Linked DNA regions of Homo sapiens: regions 1 and 2 are each linked to region 3. A link is a contact called in ENCODE Hi-C or POLR2A ChIA-PET data. All regions are on one chromosome and are shown on one strand. Each heading gives the region's core, a stretch centred on a gene start or an enhancer-like site at or near the end of the contact. The rest is flanking DNA. Distances are from core to core; before and after follow the strand shown.

The links. A loop is a pair of places that touch in the nucleus more often than their neighbours do. ChIA-PET counts read pairs that join two places held with the same protein, here RNA polymerase II (POLR2A). Pooled maps may share reads with other maps.
Region 1: a pooled map shows a loop between it and region 3 (2.6-fold over the local background). The contact joins two enhancer-like sites. A Hi-C loop is called at or near these places in 1 of 50 pooled maps. POLR2A ChIA-PET finds 5 or more read pairs at or near these places in 4 of 52 experiments (A673, GM12878, H1 and 1 more).
Region 2: a pooled map shows a loop between it and region 3 (2.5-fold over the local background). The contact joins two enhancer-like sites. A Hi-C loop is called at or near these places in 1 of 50 pooled maps. POLR2A ChIA-PET finds 5 or more read pairs at or near these places in 4 of 52 experiments (A673, BJ, PC-3 and 1 more).

What each region holds. Positions count from the first base shown.
Region 1 is chr18:23,090,245-23,092,944 of GRCh38, forward strand. No RefSeq gene overlaps it. Among named protein-coding and RNA genes, the nearest start is that of CABLES1, 44 kb to the right of the region's middle. Within about 2 kb of position 1,292, at least 3 of the 41 ENCODE cell types and tissues checked have a DNase peak (open chromatin) inside an H3K27ac peak, as active enhancers do; they include OCI-LY7, where a contact is called at or near this core.
Region 2 is chr18:23,487,067-23,489,766 of GRCh38, forward strand. No RefSeq gene overlaps it. Among named protein-coding and RNA genes, the nearest start is that of RMC1, 15 kb to the right of the region's middle. RefSeq lists an enhancer at 1,177-1,346. Within about 2 kb of position 1,350, at least 19 of the 41 ENCODE cell types and tissues checked have a DNase peak (open chromatin) inside an H3K27ac peak, as active enhancers do; they include PC-3 and endothelial cell of umbilical vein, where a contact is called at or near this core.
Region 3 is chr18:23,259,258-23,261,957 of GRCh38, forward strand. It overlaps CABLES1 (Cdk5 and Abl enzyme substrate 1), which reads left to right. Exons shown (of 10, transcript NM_001100619.3): 10 at 1-1,213. It also overlaps a transcript of SLC35D4 not described here. Among named protein-coding and RNA genes, the nearest start is that of CABLES1, 130 kb to the left of the region's middle. RefSeq lists enhancers at 42-705, 336-385. Within about 2 kb of position 1,279, at least 34 of the 41 ENCODE cell types and tissues checked have a DNase peak (open chromatin) inside an H3K27ac peak, as active enhancers do; they include OCI-LY7, PC-3 and endothelial cell of umbilical vein, where a contact is called at or near this core.

The DNA.
Region 1 (2,700 bases), core at 42-2,541, 170 kb before region 3:
ACTAACTCCTGAAAAATTCTGTACATGCTAAGAAGATCTGAACCACTTAGTGCAATAGGAATCTGCTAAAAAGCACCTAGGATAAGGGAAAACAACATAGAAAATCTGTATTTCTTCTTCTTCTTTTTTTTCCAAGACGGAGTCTTGCTCTGTCACCCAAGCTGGAGTGCAGTGGCATGATCTCAGCTCACTGCAACCTCCCCCTCCCGGGTTCAAGAAATTCTCCTGTCTCAGCTTCCCAAGTAGCTGGGATTATAGGCACGCACCACAACGACCGGCTAATTTTTGTATTTTTAGTAGAGACGGGTTTTCACCATGTTGGCCGGACTGGTCTTGAACTCCTGACCTCGTGATCCACCCACCTCAGCCTCCCAGTGTGTTGGGATTCCAGGCGTGAGCCACCGCGCCCGGCCGAAAAATTGTATTTCTATTCACAATGAGACAGGACTATTAAAACCACATGTTTATTTTTGGAAACTCTAATCTTCAGTAACTCTCATTTACAGTTCAACCACAATATGAAAACCCTTTATTATTTTATATCCAACTTTTATTATAAAAATAATAAATGCCCATATAAATATTTGGAAAATAAAAAGTATAATAATTCATGTTTTTAAAGCCATAACTTCAACATCTGATGATAACCTCTGTTAATACTGCAATGCCTATCTTGTGTGTGTGTATAAAACAACCTTGTAATCATATCACACATAGTTTTATATTCTGATTTTTATCATTTATCACTTTATCTTATGGATTTCTCCACACTAAAATGTTGCCCATTAAAAACTTATTATTATTATTACTATTATTATTATTTTGAGACAGAGTCTCTGTTGCCCAGGCTGGAGAGCCCTGGTGCCATCTCAGCTCACTGCAACCTCCGCCTCCCAGGTTAAAGAGTCTCCTGCCTCAGCCTCTTGAGTAGCTGGGATTACAAGCACGCACCACCACACCCAGCTAACTTTTGTATTTTTAGTAGAGACGGAGTTTCACCATGTTGGCCAGGCTGGACTCAAACTCCTGACCTCAAGCAATCCACCTGCCTCAGCCTGTCAAAGTGCTGGGATTACAGGCGTGAGCCACTGCACCCAACCTAAAAAATTCATTTTAATTGGCTCATGATACTTCATTGTTTGACAGTACTATAATTTATTAAATGATTTCCCTATTGTCAGACATTTAGGAACCACACTACAATTTATGCCTTGACAATCCAACATGAAAAGACTGTTTTTTTTTTTTTTGTCTTGAAAAAGGAAGTAACATCATCCCGAAAGAAGCTGGTATTTCCTCTTCTCAACCTCTGGTTCTCTCTCTTCACTGTCTCTGGTTTCATATTAACTTCATTTGAAGGCTTCTTCTTTTGCTATATTAAAGAATAGGAGTGAGAAAAGCAGCTACCACCTAGAGAAACTCTGACCAAAGGAGTGGCAATGGACGATTAATAAAATGATTATTTTAAAGATAAGCTTTGTTCTTGTTCTTTATAAATTGCAAGTCATGGCTGAATAATCATTTTTAAGAATATGTGTATATTTTTAGCCAGTTTTGGTGGCACGTGCCTGTAGTCCCAGCTACTCAGGAGGCCAAGGCAGGGGTATTGCTTGAGCCCAGGAGGTCAAGGCTGCAGTGAGCCATAATGGCGCCACTGCACTCCAGCCTGGGTGGCAGAGCAAGATCCTGTCTCAAAAAAAAAAAAAAATATATATATATGTGTGTGTGTGTGTGTGTGTGTGTGTGTGTGTGTGTACACATATATATTCCTTTTTAAAATATATATATATATATATATATTCTTATTTTTAAGATGCTTTAGATGAGTCAGTGTTCTCCAGATAGATGGATCCAATAGGATATATAGAGACATGAGAGGGGATTTATGAGGGGAATTGGCTCATGTGATTATGGAAGCTGAGAAGTCCCATGACAGGCCATCTGGAAGCTGGAGACCCGGGGATGATGGTAGTGTGGCTTTGCCCAAGTTCGAAGCCTCAGAACTGGGGAAGCCAATGGTATAACTCTCAGTCCGTGGCCAAAGCCCTGCGAACTCGGGGCTGGTGGAGGAGGATGCTGGTGTAAGTCCCGGAGTCCAAAGGCCAGGGAGCCTGGAGTCCTGCTGTCCAAGGGCAAGAGGAGAAGGCCGTCCCAGCTCCAGGAGAGAGCATGAGACTCTGCCTTCCCTCTGTCTTTCTATTCTCTGTGGTCCACCAGTCGATTGAACGTTGCCTGCCCACACTGAGAGCAGATCTTCCCTGCTCAGTTCACCAAATCACAATCCAGTCTCCTCTGGAAACACCTCACCAACACATCCAAAATGATGGTTTACCACCTCTCTAGATATTTCTCAATTCATTCAAGTTGACACCTAAAATTAACCATCACACTTAGAAATCCCTGTTATGTTGGCTGGGCACGGTGGCTCACACTTGTGATCCCAGCACTTTGGGAGGCCGAGGTGGGTGGGTCGCCTGAGGTTAGGAGTTTGAGACCAGCCTGGCCAACATGGTGAAACCTCATCTCTACTAAAAATACAAAAATTAGCTGGGCATAGTGGCGGGTGCCTGTAATCCCAGTTACTCAGGAGGCTGAGGCAGGAGAATCACTTGAACCTGGGAAGTGGAGGTTGCAGTGAGCTGAGATTGCGTCACTGCACTCCAGCCTGGGTGACAGAGTGAGACTCCATCTCAAAAAAGA
Region 2 (2,700 bases), core at 100-2,599, 230 kb after region 3:
CAGCATCTGCAGACCCTCCTGAAACTTCTGGAAACCATAGGGGGAAAAAAGCAGAAATCACCCACAGTACAAGACAATCACCATATACATTACTCCTGACACTTGTTATATACATATGTACATGCAAATGCAAATGTAGAAAGAAACATGCATTCAGGCCCGGCACGGTGGCTCACGCCTGTAATACCAGCACTTTGGGAGGCCGAGGCGTGTGGATCACCTGAGGTCAAAAGTTCAAGCCCAGCCTGGCCAACATGGCAAAACCCCATCTCTACTAAAAATACAAAAATTAGCTGGGCATGGTGGCAGGCACCTGTAATCCCAGCTACTTGGGAGGCTGAGGCAGGAGAATCACTTGAACCCGGGGGGTGGAGGTTGCAGTGAGCCGAGATCGCACCACTGCACTCCAGTCTGGACCACAGAGGGAAATTCCGTCTCAAAAAAAAAAAAAAGAAAGAAAAAGAAAGAAAGAAAGAAAGAAAGAAAGAAAGAAAGAAAGAAAGAAAGAAAGAAAGAAAGAAAAGAGAGAAAGAAAGATGCATTCAAACATAAAACACTTCTGAAATGAAAAAGCAGGTTCCAAAACAGTGATACGTAGTCAAGATTTGCCAGCAAATACATACTTTAGAAATAGCTCTTTGTAAATATTATTCATCCTCATTTTAAAACAAAAAGGACTTTAGAAAGTTTAAAGAACAAAGTAAAAGCCACCTGAAAACATGCCAAGTAGTGAGAGCCACTATACAAATTTGGCTACATATGCCTTCAGACATCTGTCATAGAGTCTAACAAAGACTATAAAACAAAAATTAAAGCAAACAAAACTCAGCAAAACAGAAAAGCGGAACTTAAAATAAAAATAAGAATAAAAATAAACAGAAAAGCCTATGTGTTGTTTTAGGTTTTAGAAACTGTCAGACGCACATTTTAAGCTGCTGTAAAAGGAAAACAAGCATGTCAAGTGCTTATCTTAAACACCAGGAGTTATATTGAGCTTTTTTGGTGGCTCCGGAAACACTGGCTCATAGTAAACTAAGAAAGGAGAAGAAAAACAAACTAATGAACTAAGCGCTGATTCAGTAACCCCAGCAGTGGGCAGGGCAGCCAGGTATCCATCAAGGGTAGAGCTGGCTCGAGGCTGCACTTAAGGTTTCCCCCTATTTTAGTTGACCTGTTCCTAGGTCAGAGTCCCCTCCAGGGCCCCAGGACTGCCTCTAGCAGGCTCTGTACCCCAGATTTTACTGTCCCAGTCCTGAATCTGCCTTAAAAAAAGTTTTAACAGCTTTTCAGCTTCTTAGCTTTCCTTTTCTGCTCAGTGTCTCAACCTCTCAGTCACCGCTTTCAAAGCAGCAAGTTCATTGTGGAACAAAGCGGCAGCAAATGTCAGCTTCCGGCGGGCTGAAGTGGCTCATGCCTGTAATCCCAGCACTGTGAGAGGCCGAAGCGGGTGGATCACGAGGTCAGGAGTTCAAGACCAGCCTGGCCAACATGGTGAAACGCCGTCTCTACTAAAGATACAAAAAATTAGCCAGGTGTGGTGGCAGGCGCCTGTAATCCCAGCTACTTGGGAGGCTGAGGCAGGAGAATCACTTGAATCCAGGAGGCGGTGGTTGCAGTGAGTCAAGATGGCACCATTGTACTCCAGTCTGGGCGACAGGGCAAGACTCCATCTCAAAAAAAAAAAAGTGAGCCTCCCTTCTCCAGGCTTCCCTCTCTACAGAATCACGGCTTCTCAGGTTCTAGCTGCCTTGTTCTCCAATGTCTTCACAAAAGGTAAAAGAACTGCCTTCACAATTAATGAAAACGAAGATCTTAATTAATTTGCTAATTGTTTTCTCATATTCTAATGTTTTCGGGTTCCACCTGTGCCAAAACTTGAGGATTCATGAGAAAATCTTTTATTTTGATTTTAATATTTTATTTTGATTTAGTTTATTTATTTATTATTTTTTGAGACGGAGTCTCACTCTGTCGCCCAGACTGGAGTGCAGTGGCGCAATCTTGGCTCACTGCAAGCTCCGCCTCCCGGGTTCAAGAGATTCTCCTGCCTCAGCCTCCCGAGTAGCTGGGATTACAGGCGCACGCCCCCACACCCGGCTAATTTTTGTATCTTTAGTAGAGACGGGGTTTTACCATGTTGGCCAGGATGGTCTCGATCTCTTGACCACAGGCGATCTGCCCGTTTCGGCCTCTCAAAGTGCTGGGATTACAGGCATGAGCCACCGTGCCTGGCCTTGACTTAGTTTATTAACAGTTCATATTCAGGTTTGAATTTCACAACTAACTAGTGGTCTCATGTGTTTGTCTGTGAACAGGTGTCAGTTTGGCTGAAAATAATCACGTGAGGGGTTTGCTCCCAAGCAAGGATGCCAGAATAGGGCCTAGGAATCTGAATTCTAAGAAATAGCACTGTTTTTTTCTTTCTTTTTTTTTTTTTTTGAGATGGAGTCTTGCTCTGTCACCCAGGCTGGAGTGCAATGGCTTGATCTCGGCTCACTGCAATTTCTGCCTCCTGAGTTCAAGTGATTCTCCTGCCCCAGCTTCCTGAGTAGCTGGGATTACAGGTGTGGGCCACTACACCAGGCTAATTTTTATATTTTTAGTAGAGATGGGGTTTCATATGTTGAACAGGCTGGTCTCAAACTCCTGACCTCAAGTGATCCACCCATCTTGGCTTCCCAAAGTGCTGGGTGTGAGCCA
Region 3 (2,700 bases), core at 29-2,528:
TCTGAGAATGGTCTAGAGAGCTCCCCACTGCCCATCTGCCCCCGAATTTCCTGCCAAGCTCTGGGGAGTGGGGTGGGGGGAGGGACGTCCGATGGATGACAGGCCGCCAGCCCAGACGTGGGGAGAGAAGCCTGAGTCCTTTCCTGTGTGATAAAATCAGGCTAATTTACTTGGATTTGGGGTGATTTGTTTGGTTTTTAGCATTTATGAGGTGAGCCCATGAAGTTAGTGGTCCATTACTTTTTAAAGATGCATTTTCATTTTAAACTGTCTCCTGGCCTGTGGATTTGTGGAATGGACAGTTTTGTGGGTTTTAATTTATTTGTGAGGAGTCGGGGCTGAGAAGGCATTTTATCAGGAGGTCTCCTTTTGCACGTCCATGACATGAGCTTTTCGGAGGCAAAGGAAGTGGAGGAGGGTGAGAGATGCAGGTCACTGCCAGAGGCACCTCTGTGACACGGAACATTCCAGACACGTCGCAGCCTTGGGCTTCGGCGAGGAGGAAGTCTGAGCCTGTGAAGCGAGAAGGCCAGGCAGTAGACTGGCTCTGAGGTTTTGCCCTTTGACCTCCTCCACAGAGGGCAGCTTCAGCCCCTTGTAAGCCCTGCCCCCTCTCAGGACTGCCCTGAGGCCTCTCCAGTCCTCCCCACACTCAGAGATCTGTGGGGAAGCTCCGCCCAGCCACACTCCTTGGGATAATACTAGCCGGTTCTGCCTGATTCCTTTTCCCCCGGAGCCAGCCTAGGGGGCCCGGGACTCCTCTAGTGAGCCTTGACTGTTAGGTAAGAGACAGGAAGCAGACAAGCCAAGAGGTTGCTGCAGCTGCCCCCAGGAGGAAACGGGCAGCAGGGAGTGTGGCCCAGCCCCCACTGTACCCCTCCAGGGGCCCGAGCCCTTGCCAGCCCAATGACACCTTGAAGTCACCACTTTTCCTTTCTTGCCCGCTAATAAAACCTATTTAAACAGGAAATTCATACCAAATGCAAATGGGTTTTGTTTTCCTTGGCATTTTGTTGTTCCGATCACAGATTTCCCTGCCAGGGTGTCTGTGGTTATCAGCTGCAGGCTCAGCTTGGGGCGGCCGCTTCACACAAGCCACTCTGTACCACGTGCCCTACCTTAGTGACGGGAGTAAGGAGCTTCCTTCCCCTCCATGTCATTCCTTCCTGTTCCCTTCATTCCCCAACAGCAAATAAAACTGTTGAATGCTCTGGCTGCTGAGTTCTTTATCTCTCACTCAGACGTTTCCGGCTTAGTGCTGAACAGCTGGCCCCTTGCCCTCCCCAGCCCTGGCTGCCTCCCGTGACTCCTGAGAGCCTGAAGCCTTTCTGCCCTGCTGCAAGCTTAAGTGGGTGGGGTGGGGGGAGGCTGGAGAATGAAGTGCATTTGAGCCAGGTGGTTTTGTTACCTGTTCAGCAACAAAAGACATCTTTCAAATCAAGGGGGATTTTTGGGGTTGGGGATGGGGGCGCGCCCTGACGTCACCTCCCCGGGGCTGTTGGCACAGTTGGGTAAGCACAGTGCTGAGGGCCAGCAAGAGCAGGGAGTAAACTGAGTGTAAATCTGGAATCACATCACCAACACCAATGTCAATAAAAAGCAGCTTCCAGTCATGCAGCTGCAAAGCAAAGCTGAGATTCAAAGCTGGAAAAGAAGAAAAATGGCAGGTGAAGGGGAAAGGTCCTCTTGCCACCTGCACACAGCCCAGCGGAAGGGACCCAGGCCAGGATGGGAAGGGGTGCTATCTAAGAGCCCCCACCCCATAAAGGGCCCTTTAGACTTCGAAATAGGTAGTCCAGAAAGGCTGCAAACCTAAGACTGGCAAAACCACAAAGAAATGCCTCGCGAGTACTGTGCTTCCTCACACACAGACTTCTTGACTTCAGATGACACATCATCTATACAACATCAATACACCTAGTACGGCTAGGTGTGGTGGCTTACACCTGTAGTCCCAGCTACTCAGGAAGCTAAGACAGAAGGATCACTTGATCCCAGGAGTTCAAGGCTGCAGTGAGCTAGGATCATTCCACCTTATTCCAGTCTGGGCAACAGAGCAAGACCATGTCTCTATTTTGTTTTTTAAGGGCTGGGTGGGGCAGGCACAGTGGCTCACACCTGTAATCCCAGCACTCTGGGAGGCCGAGGTGGGTGGATTGCTTGACACCAGCCTGGGCAACATGGCAAAACCCTGTCTCTACTGAAAATACAAAAAATTAACTGGGCATGGTGGTACACGCCTGTAGTCCCAGCTAGTTGGGAGGCTGAGGTGGGAGAATCACCAGAGTCCAGGAGGTCAAGGCTGCAGTGATCACACCACTGCACTCCAGCCTGGGTGAAGGGAGCAAGACCCTGTCTCAGAAAAAAAAGAAAAAAGTACATCTAACCTACTAAACATCACAGCTTAACCTTTCCTACCTCAAATACACTCAGAACACTTTTGTACAGTATTTGATAAATTACATGAGATAGTCAACACCTTCTTACAAAATAGGCTTTATGTGAGATGATTCAGCCTAGCATCTCCAAGGGGTATCATACAGCACATGGCTAGCCTGGTAAGGATCAAAATTCAAAGTACATTTATACGGAATGCTTTTGCACCATCATAAAGTTGACAGTTGTGCAAGTCAAACCATCATAAGCTGGGGCTTCCATATGCCATCTCTCACCACCATCTTGCCACTAAGAGCACGGCCC